2 separate regions of the Mus musculus genome follow, and region 2 is linked to region 1. Evidence: chromatin loops called from intact Hi-C (ENCODE). Cell type or tissue: heart. All regions are shown on one strand.

Evidence for each region. Peaks named below come from ENCODE experiments on the same cell type or tissue, not always from the same donor. Only the 100,000 strongest peaks of a DNase experiment are listed, where the experiment ranks them.
Region 2: a loop joins it to region 1, with 12 times the contacts of the local background. A loop is called at or near these places in 10 of 42 quality-filtered maps.

What each region holds. Positions count from the first base shown.
Region 1 is chr4:49,402,693-49,410,692 of GRCm38, forward strand. It overlaps Acnat2 (acyl-coenzyme A amino acid N-acyltransferase 2), which reads right to left and starts at 3,066. Exons shown (of 4, transcript NM_001356289.1): 1 at 2,999-3,066. It also overlaps the pseudogene Gm12451. In heart, no CTCF peak of the experiment used is centred here; no DNase peak of the experiment used is centred here.
Region 2 is chr4:49,322,506-49,330,505 of GRCm38, forward strand. It overlaps Plppr1 (phospholipid phosphatase related 1), which reads left to right. Exons shown (of 8, transcript NM_178756.4): 6 at 843-1,019; 7 at 3,114-3,245. Among named protein-coding and RNA genes, the nearest start is that of Gm22685, 37 kb to the left of the region's middle. In heart, no CTCF peak of the experiment used is centred here; no DNase peak of the experiment used is centred here.

The DNA of each region.
Region 1 (8,000 bases):
TCGATGATACCTTGGTCAAGGAAGGAATAAAGAAAGAAATTAAAGACTTTTTAGAGTTTAATGAAAATGAAGCCACAACGTACCCAAACCTTTGGGACACAATGAAAACATTTCTAAGAGGGAAACTCATAGCTCTGAGTGCCTCCAAGAAGAAACGGGAGAGAGCACATACTAGCAGCTTGACAACACATCTAAAAGCTCTAGAAAAAAAGGAAGCAAATTCACCCAAGAGGAGTAGACGGCAGGAAATAATCAAACTCAGGGGTGAAATCAACCAAGTGGAAACAAGAAGAACTATTCAAAGAATTAACCAAACGAGGAGTTGGTTCTTTGAGAAAATCAACAAGATAGATAAACCCTTAGCTAGACTCACTAGAGGGCACAGGGACAAAATCGTAATTAACAAAATCAGAAATGAAAAGGGAGACATAACAACAGATCCTGAAGAAATCCAAAACACCATCAGATCCTTCTACAAAAGGCTATACTCAACAAAACTGGAAAACCTGGACGAAATGAACAAATTTCTGGACAGATACCAGGTACCAAAGTTGAATAAGGATCAAGTTGACCTTCTAAACAGTCCCATATCCCCTAAAGAAATAGAAGCAGTTATTAATAGTCTCCCAGCCAAAAAAAGCCCAGGACAAGACGGGTTTAGTGCAGAGTTCTATCAGACCTTCAAAGAAGATCTAATTTCAGTTCTGCACAAACTTTTTCACAAGATAAAAGTAGAAGGTACTCTACCCAACTCATTTTATGAAGCCACTATTACTCTGACACCTAAACCACAGAAAGATCCAACAAAGATAGAGAACGTCAGACCAATTTCTCTTATGAATATCGATGCAAAAATCCTCAATTAAATTCTCGCTAACCGAATCCAAGAACACATTAAAGCAATCATCCATCCTGACCAAGTAGGTTTTATTCCAGGGATGCAGGGATGGTTTAATATACGAAAATCCATCAATGTAATCCATTATATAAACAAACTCAAAGACAAAAACCACATGATCATCTCGTTAGATGCAGAAAAAGCATTTGACAAGTTCCAACACCCATTCATGATAAAAGTTTTGGAAAGATCAGGAATTCAAGGCCCATACCTAAACATGATAAAAGCAATCTACAGCAAACCAGTAGCCAACATCAGAGTAAATGGAGAGAAGCTGGAAGCAATCCCACTAAAATCAGGGACTAGACAAGGCTGCCCACTTTCTCCCTACCTTTTCAACATAGTACTTGAAGTATTAGCCAGAGCAATTCGACAACAAAAGGAGATCAAGGGGATACAAATTGGAAAAGAGGAAGTCAAAATATCACTTTTTGCAGATGATATGATAGTATATATAAGTGACCCTAAAAATTCCACCAGAGAACTCCTAAACCTGATAAACAGCTTCGGTGAAGTAGCTGGATATAAAATTATCTCAAACAAGTCAATGGCCTTTCTCTACACAAAGAATAAACAGGCTGAGAAAGAAATTAGGGAAACAACACCCTTCTCAATAGTCACAAATAATATAAAATATCTCGGCGTGACTCTAACTAAGGAAGTAAAAGATCTGTATGATAAAAACTTCAAGTCTCTGAAGAAAGAAATTAAAGAAGATCTCAGAAGATGGAAAGATCTCCCATGCTCATGGATTGGCAGGATCAACATTGTAAAAATGGCTATCTTGCCAAAAGCAATCTACAGATTCAATGCAATCCCCATCAAAATTCCAACTCAATTCTTCAACGAATTAGAAGGAGCAATTTGCAAATTCATCTGGAATAACAAAAAACCTAGGATAGCAAAAACTCTTCTCAAGGATAAAAGAACCTCTGGTGGAATCACCATGCCTGACCTAAAGCTGTACTACAGAGCAATTGTGATAAAAACTGCATGGTACTGGTATAGAGACAGACAAGTAGACTAATGGAATAGAATTGAAGACCCAGAAATGAACCCATACACCTATGGTCACTTGATCTTCGACAAGGGAGCTAAAACCATCCAGTGGAAGAAAGACAGCATTTTCAACAATTGGTGCTGGCACAACTGGTTGTTATCATCAAGCTTGGGCAGAAGGTCCTTCTGTGTCCATCATTTGATTGCCCCTTACAATTAGAGTTCCCTCTCATTCATGCTCCTCGTGGAACTGAGAACCTTTAAGGACCTGGGTTCTATGATCTATGTCCTATGTGACATGTTTCTTGACATTAACTAAGTGTAACACAAATACTGTTTGGATGGAAGCAAGCCAGAGCCAAAATCTCAACTAAATCCTTCAACCAAAAACCAATCAACCTCAAGTTAGACCAGAGACACTGTTTCTGCTGTCACTATTTCTATGACAAATACAGACTTGAGAGAACCAATGAGCAAAACTTCTGCAGGTGAATCAGAACACAGTTACAGGAAGCTGTGGGAAGTACTGGCCATGTGGCATAGTCCAAACCCATGGTGGACAACTGAGGAAGGCAAGCATTGCTTTTACTAGAAAACATTTTTGCAGAGATAGAAGATAATAACCTTTACTCATTGTTCAAGAAAGAGAAGTAACAGTCATTGAGAGTCCTTTCCTCACACTTTCACAGTACTCTTACAACTGGCATTACCCTATTTTAGAAAGGAAGATATCCTTAATACCATTCCCAAGATGTTTAACCAAAATTAAACATGGACCCATCAAACCCTGTGCATCCTACTTTAGCATACAGCCTCTTATTTCATTCAACAAAACTTCCTTTTTAAAAATCTACCTCTCAGACTTGAACATGAAAATGTGCTGCAGGAATTGTATGTTCAACCTGAACTATTCTTCCAATAAGTGGCTGGCATGTTCTCTCTGAGTAAAAGCCTCCCATGCAACACCTTGGGCCAGAGTATACAGTAGAAGCTGATGCTTTGTGGCTGGGAGAATGAAACTATCTTCCCAGGGAGGAACTATGGAGATTTTAGAGACCAAAACTGCCCTTTGGAGCACATACTTACACACATGAAACCTACCTGCCATTCAGAATCTCAGGAGGACAGCTTTCTATGACCAGGAGCCAGGAATCTGCTTTCTCTCCTTCTGGAACATTCTTTTCCCTTTGCCTCACAGAACCCTCCTCCTTAAAATATTAACCCATGTTTGACATTTGCATTCTGTGATTCCTGCTGATATTGCTGATTAAGACAGGGTACAGAGGAACTAAAAAGTAAACTACTATAGAAAATTCCAACTGAAGAGATAGTTCTCCAGCCATCACTGTATGGGCCTAAAATTCTTCCAAAACGCCATCTTTCAGCTACCCATGTTCCCCAATTAAATGCTCATATTCACTCTAACAAAGGAATAAGTTAGAAATGAAGCAATTGGTTTCCTCTGTATGTATGGATGTTTTCTACTCATGAGGACAAGAGATGATAAAACATAGAAGAAGAAGAAGAAGAAGAAGAAGAAGAAGAAGAAGAAGAAGAAGAAGAAGAAGAAGAAGAAGAAGGAGGAGGAGGAGGAGGAGGAGGAGGAGGAGGAGGAGGAGGAGGAGGAGGAGGAAGAGGAAGAACAACAACAACAACAACAAAAACAACAAGAACAACAAGAACAACAAGACAAGAAGAACAAAAAGAACAACAACAACAGATACTACTACAAGAACAATAAGAGAAGACACCAAGAACAAGAACAAGAACAACTAATTGTTAACAAGACTACAGATACCTGGACTCCTCTCCCAAGAGATTTTAGTTCAGAAATGCATGGTGGAAACAAGTTGAAAAATATTCCCAGGGGATTCTGATGCACCTTTGATTCTGAATTAGTACTAACACAAACTTCATATTATATATAAATAGAAAAATAAAACAAAGCAGAATTAAAGAACTCAGGTCAAAGTCACCTACCTGACTATCTTAAGGTCACATCCATGTGGTAACAATACATGTACACAGGGACATACACACACAGACACACACAGACACACACAATTTAATTTTTAAATATGTAAAAAGAAGACATTTTAATGACTCTGAATTATGTAGACCATATTCCTACAAATTAATTAAAGTCAAATGAAAACCACTTTATCCACTGGAAAATAATAATTTTAGTCCCAGAGAAGTCATAACTCAAAGAATAAGTCATACTAGTAATAATTCATAGCTAGTAGTCAGTCTTTAAAACATTTCAAAGGTATGAAATATAGCTGTCACTTTGGGATCCTGTGTTAAATATGTATGTTAAAACAGTAGGGGAAAGTTTACATGAAGAAGTGATTTTGCTTCAGTTGAAAATGCTGAAGGAAGTCTCTACATGGTCCATCCTTTCATCTCAGCTCCAAACTCTGTCTCTGTAACTCCTTCCATGGGTGTTTTGTTCCCAAATCTAAGGAGGGGCATAGTGTCCACACTTCAGTCTTCATTCTCCTTGAGTTTCATGTGTTTAGCAAATTATATCTTATATCTTGGGTATCCTAGGAAAGAGAGGCCCATTGGACTTGCAAACTTTATATGCCCCAGTACAGGGGAATACCAGGGCCAAAAAGGGGGAGTGGGTGGGCAGGGGAGTGGGGGTGGGTGGATATGGGGGACTTTTGGTATAGCATTGGAAATGTAAATGAGTTAAATACCTAATAAAAAATGGAAAAAATAAATAAATAAATAAATAAAATATCCAATAAAAGAAAAGAAAAGAAGAAAAAAAAAAAAAAGAAAATGCTGAAGGAAGAGATAACAGGAGTTGAAGGGCCTTGGAAGAATATGAAGGGGAAAGCATAGTTTTGTGGGTTTTGTTTGGGGATGTTATTTGTTTAAGAGGGGACCTGAAGCTGAGGTGGGGGATGGGGAGGGGAAGGATCAGGGAAAAATTTGGGGGAGAGGAAAAATACACCATGAAAAGTTTGAAATGTTAAATTAATAAGAGAGAGAGTGAGAGATCAGTGAGCCTTAGTCTGGAAGATATTTAAGGAATGGATGATAGTATGTCGATGTCTCTTACCCCAGCTCTGAGACTGTATGTTTTCCTTGCTCTACAGAATCACTCCGCCTCCATGACCGAAGTCACCTGAGATGAATAAAGACATGCAGCTGTTTAGGGATTGTTTGGTTTTTGTTTTGTTTTTTTCCAGCAACCTTCCAGTTCAATTCTTCAAAACACACAGATACTCAAGTCAAACTGTGAAGACAAGTATTACATTTATCTAGTTAGAGGCTAATGTTTTGTACATTTTTTGTATGAAGAAGTGATGTAGCTTGCCCTGATCTTTTTTTGTCAGCTTTAATATATTTATGCCAGATTTTTAAAACCAACAAAATTTTCCTGTTGTTCGAGTGTGCATTGAAGAATCACATTTATCCAATGGCTAACGTTGTTTTGTGATATTTGTACACAAATTTTTCTCAGTTTTATAGACACAAATAAAGCGAACAACCCACTTTAACCCTTTATTACCACAGTTGCTGCCTCCTCCAGAAGTTTTGAATTTTAATGGAAGTTAAACTTTTGAGTTACAGGAAGGACCGTGGTAGTTAATTGTAAATCTCAAAGTCAATCGTGGAAAAAAAATATTGGAAGAGAACATTGTGTTCTGCTTTGTAAATAGTTGACTGCATTCCCAGTTAAAGCAACAGGGGCATACTAGTGAAGAGTTCTAGTTGCCCAACTATTGGCACAGAAGCCTATATTTGGAGGAAGAGTACTTTGGTTATATGATGCTTTCTTAGATAATGGCCTCGCCATCCTACAGAGCACAAGGTCAGTCTGGGATTCTGACCTTGGGCAGGTGACACCGTGGCCTACTATCCAAGAGAGCAGCAAGCACCAGCCTTTCCTGTCAACTCAACAGTTTTGTATATCATATTGTATGGACTTTTTATGAAAAAGAATATTTTACAGTTTGCACAGTATTATTTTACAGAAAGGCTATCAGAGCATCTACATGTAGAGCCCAGAGCAACGGCTTCACTATGGGGCTTTTAACTGTTCTTAGATTTTAACTGCATCCCATTTTTTCTAGCATGGTGATAATGTGTCCCTCCTTTGGGAGAAGGAGTTCCCTTTCTGTATCTATCAAAATGTTTCTCACCCTTGTCAGGTCTTCTTAGCTTTTTTTGTACATATTTTTTTTTCTAAAGAGAAGAAAAAAAAAGTTATCACAAAATGTAGTCTGGCTCCTGTGCTCTGTGTTTCATTTCAGTTGGCGGTGTTTGAAGAACTGTGGAGTGTCTGTGCTTCTCAGTCCATGAGAGAGGGGATTAGATGAACCATTAAACAGGGGCATGCTGAAAGGTCATTCAGAGTAAGCAGACAGAAGCAGGGGGCGAAGGAATGACTGTACACAAATAGGCATACATATGTGTTAAAATAAGGTGAAAGAATTCCTTCATTTATTAAGATACTCAAATCAAATGCATTTTCTGGATTCTTAGTGTGATGCCATAGTCTTCAACCTGTTCTGAAATTTCCAAGTTTTCAGTAAACAATTAGTCTTTTTTTTTTTTTTTAGGAACAAAAGTCACCTCTGATAAAACTTTCCTGGGAGTTTCCTGAACTATACTCATACACATGTTCTAAGTAGTATCTGACTAAAGTCAGAGAAAAGAGCTGTTAAGGCTCTGTTCATCACAAGTGTTAACCACCTGCCCTCACATATATAATGCATCTGTTGTTTTCAGGGCAATGAACCCAGGGAGGGATATAAACTCGAAAACACTGTGACATACACCAGTTCCAACATCTTGGTCGAGCTCTGCCCCATTCTTATTTCTATTCTTTCTGTTACATGATGCCTCTGAATCAAGTTTAGCCCTTCTTGGTGTGATGTGTCTACTGAGATGGTTCATGGATGCTACAGACAAAAGGAAGTCCCAGGAAAGAATGATTTGTAGACTCTGAGCTCTGTCTTCTGTCCTGTATGCTAAGTGTGAAGTCATCCAGTGTCTGGGCGACTCATTTTATTTACTTAAACACATGGTATTTTTAAAGAAAATTAGTAATGGGCTCTCTTTAGTTTACTTTTCCTAAAACATCAGAAATGAGGGTAGACAAAATTGATGTTTATTACCTACTTCATGTCACACGTAGTTTTCAGCTTTTCTTGTCACCAAATTGTATTTTGAAGAAAAATCAAGTCAACAACACGGATCACTACCTTTGAACTCTTTTTTTCTAGGTTTGATTCTGGGAAGATCACTTGTTACTTCAAAATCTGTGGTCACAGACTCTGCTTCCATAGCCCAGGGTGTATAGGGTATTCTCTGGCAAGCTATGCTCTATATCAGTTACAACTGAGGGATTTCTTTCTGTTCTGTTCCCTGGATCTCTGAGTTAGTCTACCCTCTGCATTATGCCACTTTAATAAAGCCTCTGCGTACCCTTAAGATATTCAGTGGCCTCAGGTTGAGGGTAAACCTTCCAATCTAGCATGTGAGATTCATTCCTCAGGTTTGGATGTCCCTACTTGGTTTTTCTGACAAAGACAAAGCTTTTTGTTCAAACAGGACAAATAATGACTATAACCTAAGAGAAATAAATTCTGGAGTGAATGCTGTTCCTCTTTTTTAGTGGATTGCAGAAATGCCTGAGAAAGTCTGACTTGCTGTGGAAAGGGATTGGAAAGAAACAAGACTAATAAAGTGTTTTGATGTTATGCACCAGTGAGACTGTTAACTCGTGGACGTCCATGCTCTGATGACATGCCCATTACAGGACTTGACACAGAAAACACTTTGTTAAAGTTTATCCAACAGATAGATGCCAAATTTCATCCCAACTTGCCTGAAGATTAACTATGACCTATTTGGAAATAAGAGTACTTTTAATAGGGTCTAAAGGAGCTGAAAAATAACACATTTAGATACAGGGTTAATAATGACAAAGAGTGTACCCTGTGCAGTTATGCCTCTGTGTATCCCAGTGATAAGCTCTAAAGATCTCTTTGACTGTGATGGATAGGAAGGCTTTGGCAACTCCAGTATTGGAAAATGCAAATATCCTTTAATGTGCTCTTGAAAGGAGAAAGAGTAGATG
Region 2 (8,000 bases), 80 kb before region 1:
CTAGAAACACGTTTTTTCTTTACTGTGGGCATTGTGGAAACATTTGATAATAACAGCCCACATTTCTAGTGTCAGAGAGTGCAACAACTTTTATTTTCTTCATATCGTTCACCCTTTTATATACTGTACTACACAGAGAATTTTAGTGTTTTAAAACAGTTTAAAGTAGACAAGTGAGTGGATAGTAGACAAATGTAGCAGACCTCAGTTGTCCCTGACATGAAAACCAACTTCCAGCAGAATAGCGTCCCATAGTCGTGATCAGATTAGGGCGTTCATATTAGGGCTATCAGCCAGTCAGTGAATAATTTTATATCATGGTCCCAAAGAGTGCAGACGACACAGTAAAAAGTAAAATGTGAAATCTCTCCCTTACCTGGTGTCTTCTGACACAAATGCATTCAAATAGAATGTTAGCTATCTAAGAATTTTATAAGAGTTTTGTAATATCACCACACAATTCTCTGGTTATTTACATAAAAACTACATGGTCTGGATCCAGCCATTATTCATCAGTTATTCCTTCTGACAATATAGTTTCTGCTCATAAACTCATGACGATGCAAAAGTCACTAACGAACTCATGTTCATTGTCACGGCTGCCCTGTTTCCTATCTAACTAACTAGCTTAATGAAGTTGTCCAATGAGATTTGTTGCTCAGGTTTCCTTTTACAAAGTCCTTGTTTCTGACCTGGGATTCGTGTGCATTGCCGTGGAGGAGCCAGGCCAAGGACTGCCGGGGACTCACTGGTCTGGTCTCTCTCTCTCTCTCTCTCTCTCTCTCTCTCTCTCTCTCTCTCTCTCTCTCTCTCTCTCTCTCTCTCTCTCTCTTCCACTGCAGATGTACATCACAAGCACAATCAAGACGAAGAGCAGTCGGCTGGCCAAGCCAGTGCTGTGCTTGGGGACCCTCTGTACCGCCTTCCTGACAGGCCTCAACCGCGTCTCAGAGTACCGGAACCACTGTTCCGACGTGATCGCCGGCTTCATCCTGGGCACCGCAGTGGCCCTGTTTTTGGTAGGTCAGCCTTTTTCCTTCTACTTCTTCCATTTCATGTCCTCTGGGTAAAGCCACAGCTCACTCACTGACTTTCCCAGATTCCAGTCTGAGTCGCCATTCCCCGTGCTCCCGACTTCTAAGCAGCAATCCTCCAAAGAATACATATGCTTCTCTACAAGAAGAAAAGCAGAGTACTTTTGCTTTGAGAAATTTGATTGGACGCCGGGCATGGTGGACAGCTGCTTTTCCTGAATATGCTCACACATTTCTATAGAATACTCCCTGTGAAACTATTGTCACTCAACATCCCTTCCATCAGACACCAGCCCTCTTTTCCTAATGGAAGAAGATGAGAGGCTGAGGTATAAATTCTCTGGGTGAAGACACAGAGCAAGTGCTGAAATGATCCCATGCTGCTGGCCTCTCATTAGAAAGACTTCCTGAGAAACATTTTTGAAAGAAAACAAGAATTATAGATGACTTCAAGAGATCAGTCTCCAAGGGAGATCACTGGTACATGAACAAGGATGGGCTAGAAGACAAGTCACTCTTGATATCTAACATCATTAGAGCACACTATCACCCGCTAATAAGAAATGGCAGCAAAGACGTCCACACATCTGCATGGGCTTTTGAGAGATTGTCTGTGAAAGCCTGTGGGTTGCTGGGGTGCTGTATAAGAGTTCTGCTTTAAGATTAGACTTTTCTCTTAGTAACTTTCCCATCTTCTTTCCTATCCCTTGGTCATTGTTTGCTCTGTTATTGCTTCCAGTGATTTGACAGCTATGGTCAATTTTGCTTTCATCCAATTTGATTTGTACTTTAAAAATCCAGACTGCCATTGAATTGCTGTCTACTCGCTTGCACACACATATCCATAGCTCAAAGACACACATCAAGCTGGGAACAGAAGGGAAAAATGACGTCAGAGAGGGGAGAGGGAGTAACCAGATATGGAGAGGAGACAGAGAGAAGCAAAAGCCAAGAAGACCAGCATACTCTCTGTTCCCCTCCAACACTGCTTTACACATCTGTGTTTCCCATGAGAAAGGGCAATGGAAATGTGGACTGAGCAATGACTGCATGCCCTGCAATACAAACACCTCCAGTTTCGAGTTCTTAGGACACGGCTGGCAATATTTTAACCTTCATTTTACTGTCCAGTAAATTGGGCCTCAAAATATATTGCTTAGTAAATAATCACCCATTCACGATAAACCTCAACTCCAAGGCTCGTACACTTCCCCTTCTACCATTTCCCAAGTAGCCAAAGTTTTAAACAGAGCTATAGTGTAAAGTGGAGATGAGCCTGGTTTTTTTAAAAAAAAATGTTTGTGTGGATGTTCTGTATGGTTTGAAAAATTAGCGGAAAGATTCAACACTAGACATAGAAACAAAGAAGCAGAATAACAAAAACAGATATGGAAAGAGGCAGAACAATGATCGTGGGCTGAGAAGATGCTAAAAACTATGACTGGTAGAAAATAAGGAACGGAACATAGACAAACATTTATAGTGAGTTGCTTAAGCCAAGTAAGCAATAAAGACATATTTGACAATGATCATTTTAGGCAGACGTTAAACATCAGTCAGTGTGGGCTGAGAACTTGTTATGTTTGGCACTTAAGAGAAAAAAATAATATAGTGGTAGGATTTTGAGGAATTTAAACTTCCCCTGTCCAAGCTGAAGAAACTAATACAATAGCACGTCACTTCTTACCGTTGGAAATTGTTGCCTGGATCAACCAAAGTGAGGCACAAGCCCAGGACACTGCCAGACACACAGCAGCCTTCAGCACATGTTTGGTGTGATAACAAGGGGACTTACACGGGTCATACTGTCATAAATCTATAAGGTAAGTTTTCTCGCTCCCATTTGACAGCTGAGGAGATGAGCCATGTGGGGTATCCCCAGCCACCTGGTAAATTTTCTTCACAGTACCTGCTGTGTGCTCAGCATACAGTTCAGGCCTCTCTCAGTCTTTCCTACAATTCCAAGGAAATATGTCACCTTGGTGCTCATATTCATGTACAACGGTCTGTCACTATCAGAGATGACCGGGAGCTGCCTATTGGAGTCTGACCCAATCTCTCTTCCCTCTCATCCTGCAGGGAATGTGTGTGGTTCATAACTTCAGAGGAACCCAAGGCTCTCCTTCCAAACCCAAACCCGAGGATCCCCGCGGAGTTCCCCTGATGGCTTTCCCAAGGATAGAGAGCCCGCTGGAAACCTTAAGTGCACAGGTATAGTAAAGTCACTGTAGCAAGCAAACGCATGACCTTTGCAGGTTACTTATTTAATCCTGAGGAAGTGCTAAGTGTTGTTCAAATTAAACCCAAGGAGTTTTAGGGGACTCTGCTCCCTAATTTTATAGTCAACATTCAGGTTCTTTGAACAATTCCTATGGGAAGCCAGTTTGACTAACAACCAAGTGGTTTCCTGTGCAATTCCATTTCCCTTGATGTTGTTGGGGGTGGGGTGGAAAAGTGGGATCCAAACTTCCAGGGGATATGAAAGCCCAAAGCTCACAAGTTCCTAATGTAGTATAACATAATGTTTGCATGGAGCTTACACAAAAATTGACATATACCTTCATCTCCATTTTACCTGCAATGCCTAAGACAATGCAACAACTAAGAAAATAGTGGTTAAACAGTACTGTTGAGGGAATCTAAAAAGGAAACAGTGTTGTACACATCCAGTCGCCACAATACTTCTCAGCTCTGATTGTATGAACGCATGGCTGCAGAAACCATGAATAATTAATATGAGGGCAACTGTGTTTAGTCTCCTAAATCCTTTTCATCTATGACTGCACAAATGCATGGTTGCAGAACCCATGGATAATGGAAGGACAACTTTGTTTGGAAAGACAAAGATTTTGTTCAATCTAGTGACTAGTTACTCAAGCTAGAGGTACAGAGTCTGGTCTGAGAATGGTCACAAATCCAACACAATAATATTTTCTGATTAGGAGTTCTACCACAAGCCCTTCATCTATGCATGAGGTCAAAACAATAACTAGACACAGCCTTAGCTCTGCATAACTCTGATGATTGGGGACAGTAGAAATAAAGCTGTCATAGTGTATAGTGCTAAATTAGGTTCACCACAGGAGTGCAAGTTAAGAGAAATGCCTACTCTAGGGAGATGAGAAACGTCCGGAAGGCTGTTAAAGAGGCCTAGACACAGGACAATTGAAACTTTTGCCTAGGATTCTTCCAGCAACATCAAAAGGTATTCTTATTTGAACAACCATCATATAGAATGGATATTTATCAATATGCCCATCTCTCTGATAAAAATGAAGATAATGAAGTCATCACAGTTAAACTATTTACCCTCCCCCCACCCGGCTAAAAGGTAGGAAAGTGCAGATGAGTAAATATAATTAAAGAACAAGAGAACAGCCCCCCTTTTAAGAAGTCATTACTTTCATTCGAACACCCTTCTTTTCAGAAGGCCTCTGGAATTCTATGAAATGTTTTCTGTAATATTCTGCTCATCTCAAAATATAAAAGGCAGCACTGTGCTTTCCAGTGAAACTATTAGGTGTTTCTCACTCTTTAAAGATTTACTGTCACAAGCTCTTCTATGTCTTTTGACCTTTAATGAAGTTTCACTTCATTAGTGAACTGGAAAGAAAGCAATAAAATCCTAGCCATTGTGAGAAACTATGTAGTTTTATCACTAAACCCAGCACCAAGCATATTCAACTTTTCACCCATATTTCACATTTTTAATAGTTTAATTAGAAACAGGATATGAAAAACATATCCAATGCTCTTTTCAGACCGCCACAAGCACCAGGAATACACTTTTTCCACATACCAACATGCAAACAAACACTCATACACATACAAAAAAATAATACATTTAAAGAAGATTATTTGCTTAGTTTCACAGATGTATCAGTCTATGTGTACTTAGTGTCCCCTGAATATTCCTACTCTTAGAATGATGTCCTCCATCTGTCCACACCAGTCAGGCCTTCCTTAACCTATGTCTGTGGCTTTTTTCTTCTCCTCCAAGACTATTTGTAGTTGACTAGGACAACAGATTTCTAGAAACATATTCTCAATGTTTCATAGTGAAAAGTGAAGGACCAAACACTTTCAGAAATGGTTCTTCCCCTTAGAGATGAAGGACGCTTGAGTATCCACACCAAGAATAACAACGAGATTATCAATAAATGCACTGGGCACTACAGGTTGTAGCTGAACTTCTTCCAAGCCTGACTCTATGTGTCTATGTATGTGCTCTCCTTGTCTCAATCTGAGGCATCGTGAATATTAAGCTTGGGCAATAGGTCCTTCTGTGTCCATCATTTGATTGCCCCTTACAATTAGAGTTCCCTCTCATTTATGCTCCTCGTGGAACTGAGAACCTTTAAGGACCTGGGTTCTATGATCTATGTCCTATGTGACATGTTTCTTGACATTAACTAAGTGTAACACAAATACTGTTTGGATGGAAGCAAGCCAGAGCCAAAATCTCAACTAAATCCTTCAACCAAAAACCAATCAACCTCAAGTCAGACCAGAGACACTGTTTCTGCTGTCACTATTTCTATGACAAATACAGACTTGAGAGAACCAATGAGCAAAACTTCTGCAGGTGAATCAGAACACAGTTACAGGAAGCTGTGGGAAGTACTGGCCATGTGGCATAGTCCAAACCCATGGTGGACAACTGAGGAAGGCAAGCATTGCTTTTACTAGAAAACATTTTTGCAGAGATAGAAGATAATAACCTTTACTCATTGTTCAAGTAAAAGAAGTAACAGTCATTGAGAGTCCTTTCCTCACACTTTCACAGTACTCTTACAACTGGCATTACCCTATTTTAGAAAGGAAGATATCCTTAATACCATTCCCAAGATGTTTAACCAAAATTAAACATGGACCCATCAAACCCTGTGCATCCTACTTTAGCATACAGCCTCTTATTTCATTCAACAAAACTTCCTTTTTAAAAATCTACCTCTCAGACTTGAACATGAAAATGTGCTGCAGATATAGGGAAGCAGGCTACCCGGGCCTGATCTGGGGCACAAGTCCCTTCCGCTCGACTCGAGACTCGAGCCCCGGGCTACCTTGCCAGCAGAGTCTTGCCCAACACCCGCAAGGGCCCACACGGGACTCCCCACGGGACCCTAAGACCTCTGGTGAGTGGACCACAGTGCCTGCCCCAATCCAATCGCGCGGAACTTGAGACTGCGGTACATAGGGAAGCAGGCTACCCGGGCCTGATCTGGGGCACAAGTCCCTTCCGCTCGACTCGAGACTCGAGCCCCGGGCTACCTTGCCAGCAGAGTCTTGCCCAACACCCGCAAGGGTCCACACGGGACTCCCCACGGGACCCTAAGACCTCTGGTGAGTGGATCACAGTGCCTGCCCCAATCCAATCGCGCGGAACTTGAGACTGCAGTACATAGGGAAGCAGGCTACCCGGGCCTGATCTGGGGCACAAGTCCCTTCCGCTCGACTCGAGACTCGAGCCCCGGGCTACCTTGCCAGCAGAGTCTTGCCCAACACCCGCAAGGGTCCACACGGGACTCCCCACGGGACCCTAAGACCTCTGGTGAGTGGACCACAGTGCCTGCCCCAATCCAATCGCGCGGAACTTGAGACTGCGGTACATAGGGAAGCAGGCTACCCGGGCCTGATCTGGGGCACAAGTCCCTTCTGCTCGACTCGTGACTCGAGCCCCGGGCTACCTTGCCAGCAGAGTCTTGCCCAACACCTGCAAGGGTCCACACAGGACTCCCCACGGGACCCTAAGACCTCTGGTGAGTGGATCACAGTGCCTGCCCCAATCCAATCGCGCGGAACTCGAGACTGCGGTACATAGGGAAGCAGGCTACCCGGGCCTGATCTGGGGCACAAGTCCCTTCCGCTCGACTCGAGACTCGAGCCCCGGGCTACCTTGCCAGCAGAGTCTTGCCCAACACCCGCAAGGGTCCACACGGGACTCCCCACGGGACCCTAAGACCTCTGGTGAGTGGATCACAGTGCCTGCCCCAATCCAATCGCGCGGAACTTGAGACTGTGGTACATAGGGAAGCAGGCTACCCGGGCCTGATCTGGGGCACAAGTCCCTTCCGCTCGACTCGAGACTCGAGCCCCGGGCTACCTTGACAGCAGAGTCTTGCCCAACACCCGCAAGGGCCCACACGGGACTCCCCATGGGACCCTAAGACCTCTGGTGAGTGGAACACAGCGCCTACCCCAATCCAATCGCGTGGAACTTGAGACTGCGGTACATAGGGAAGCAGGCTACCCGGGCTTGATCTGGGGCACAAACCCCTTCCACTCCACTCGAGCCCCGGCTACCTTGCCAGCTGAGTCGCCTGACACCCGCAAGGGCCCACACAGGATTCCACACGTGATCCTAAGACCTCTAGTGAGTGGAACACAACTTCTGCCAGGAGTCTGGTTCAAACACCAGATATCTGGGTACCTGCCTTGCAAGAAGAGAGCTTGCCTGCAGAGAATACTCTGCCCACTGAAACTAAGGAGAGTGCTACCCTCCAGGTCTGCTCATAGAGGCTAACAGAGTCACCTGAAGAACAAGCTCTTAACAGTGACAACTAAAACAGCTAGCTTCAGAGATTACCAGATGGCGAAAGGCAAACGTAAGAATCCTACTAACAGAAATCAAGACCACTCACCATCATCAGAACGCAGCACTCCCACCCCACCTAGTCCTGGGCACCCCAACACAACCGAAAATCTAGACCCAGATTTAAAAACATTTCTCATGATGATGATAGAGGACATCAAGAAGGACTTTCATAAGTCACTTAAAGATTTACAGGAGAGCACTGCTAAAGAGTTACAGGCTCTTAAAGAAAAGCAGGAAAACACAGCCAAACAGGTGATGGAAATGAACAAAACCATACTAGAACTAAAAGGGGAAGTAGACACAATAAAGAAAACCCAAAGCGAGGCAACGCTGGAGATAGAAACCCTAGGAAAGAGATCTGGAACCATAGA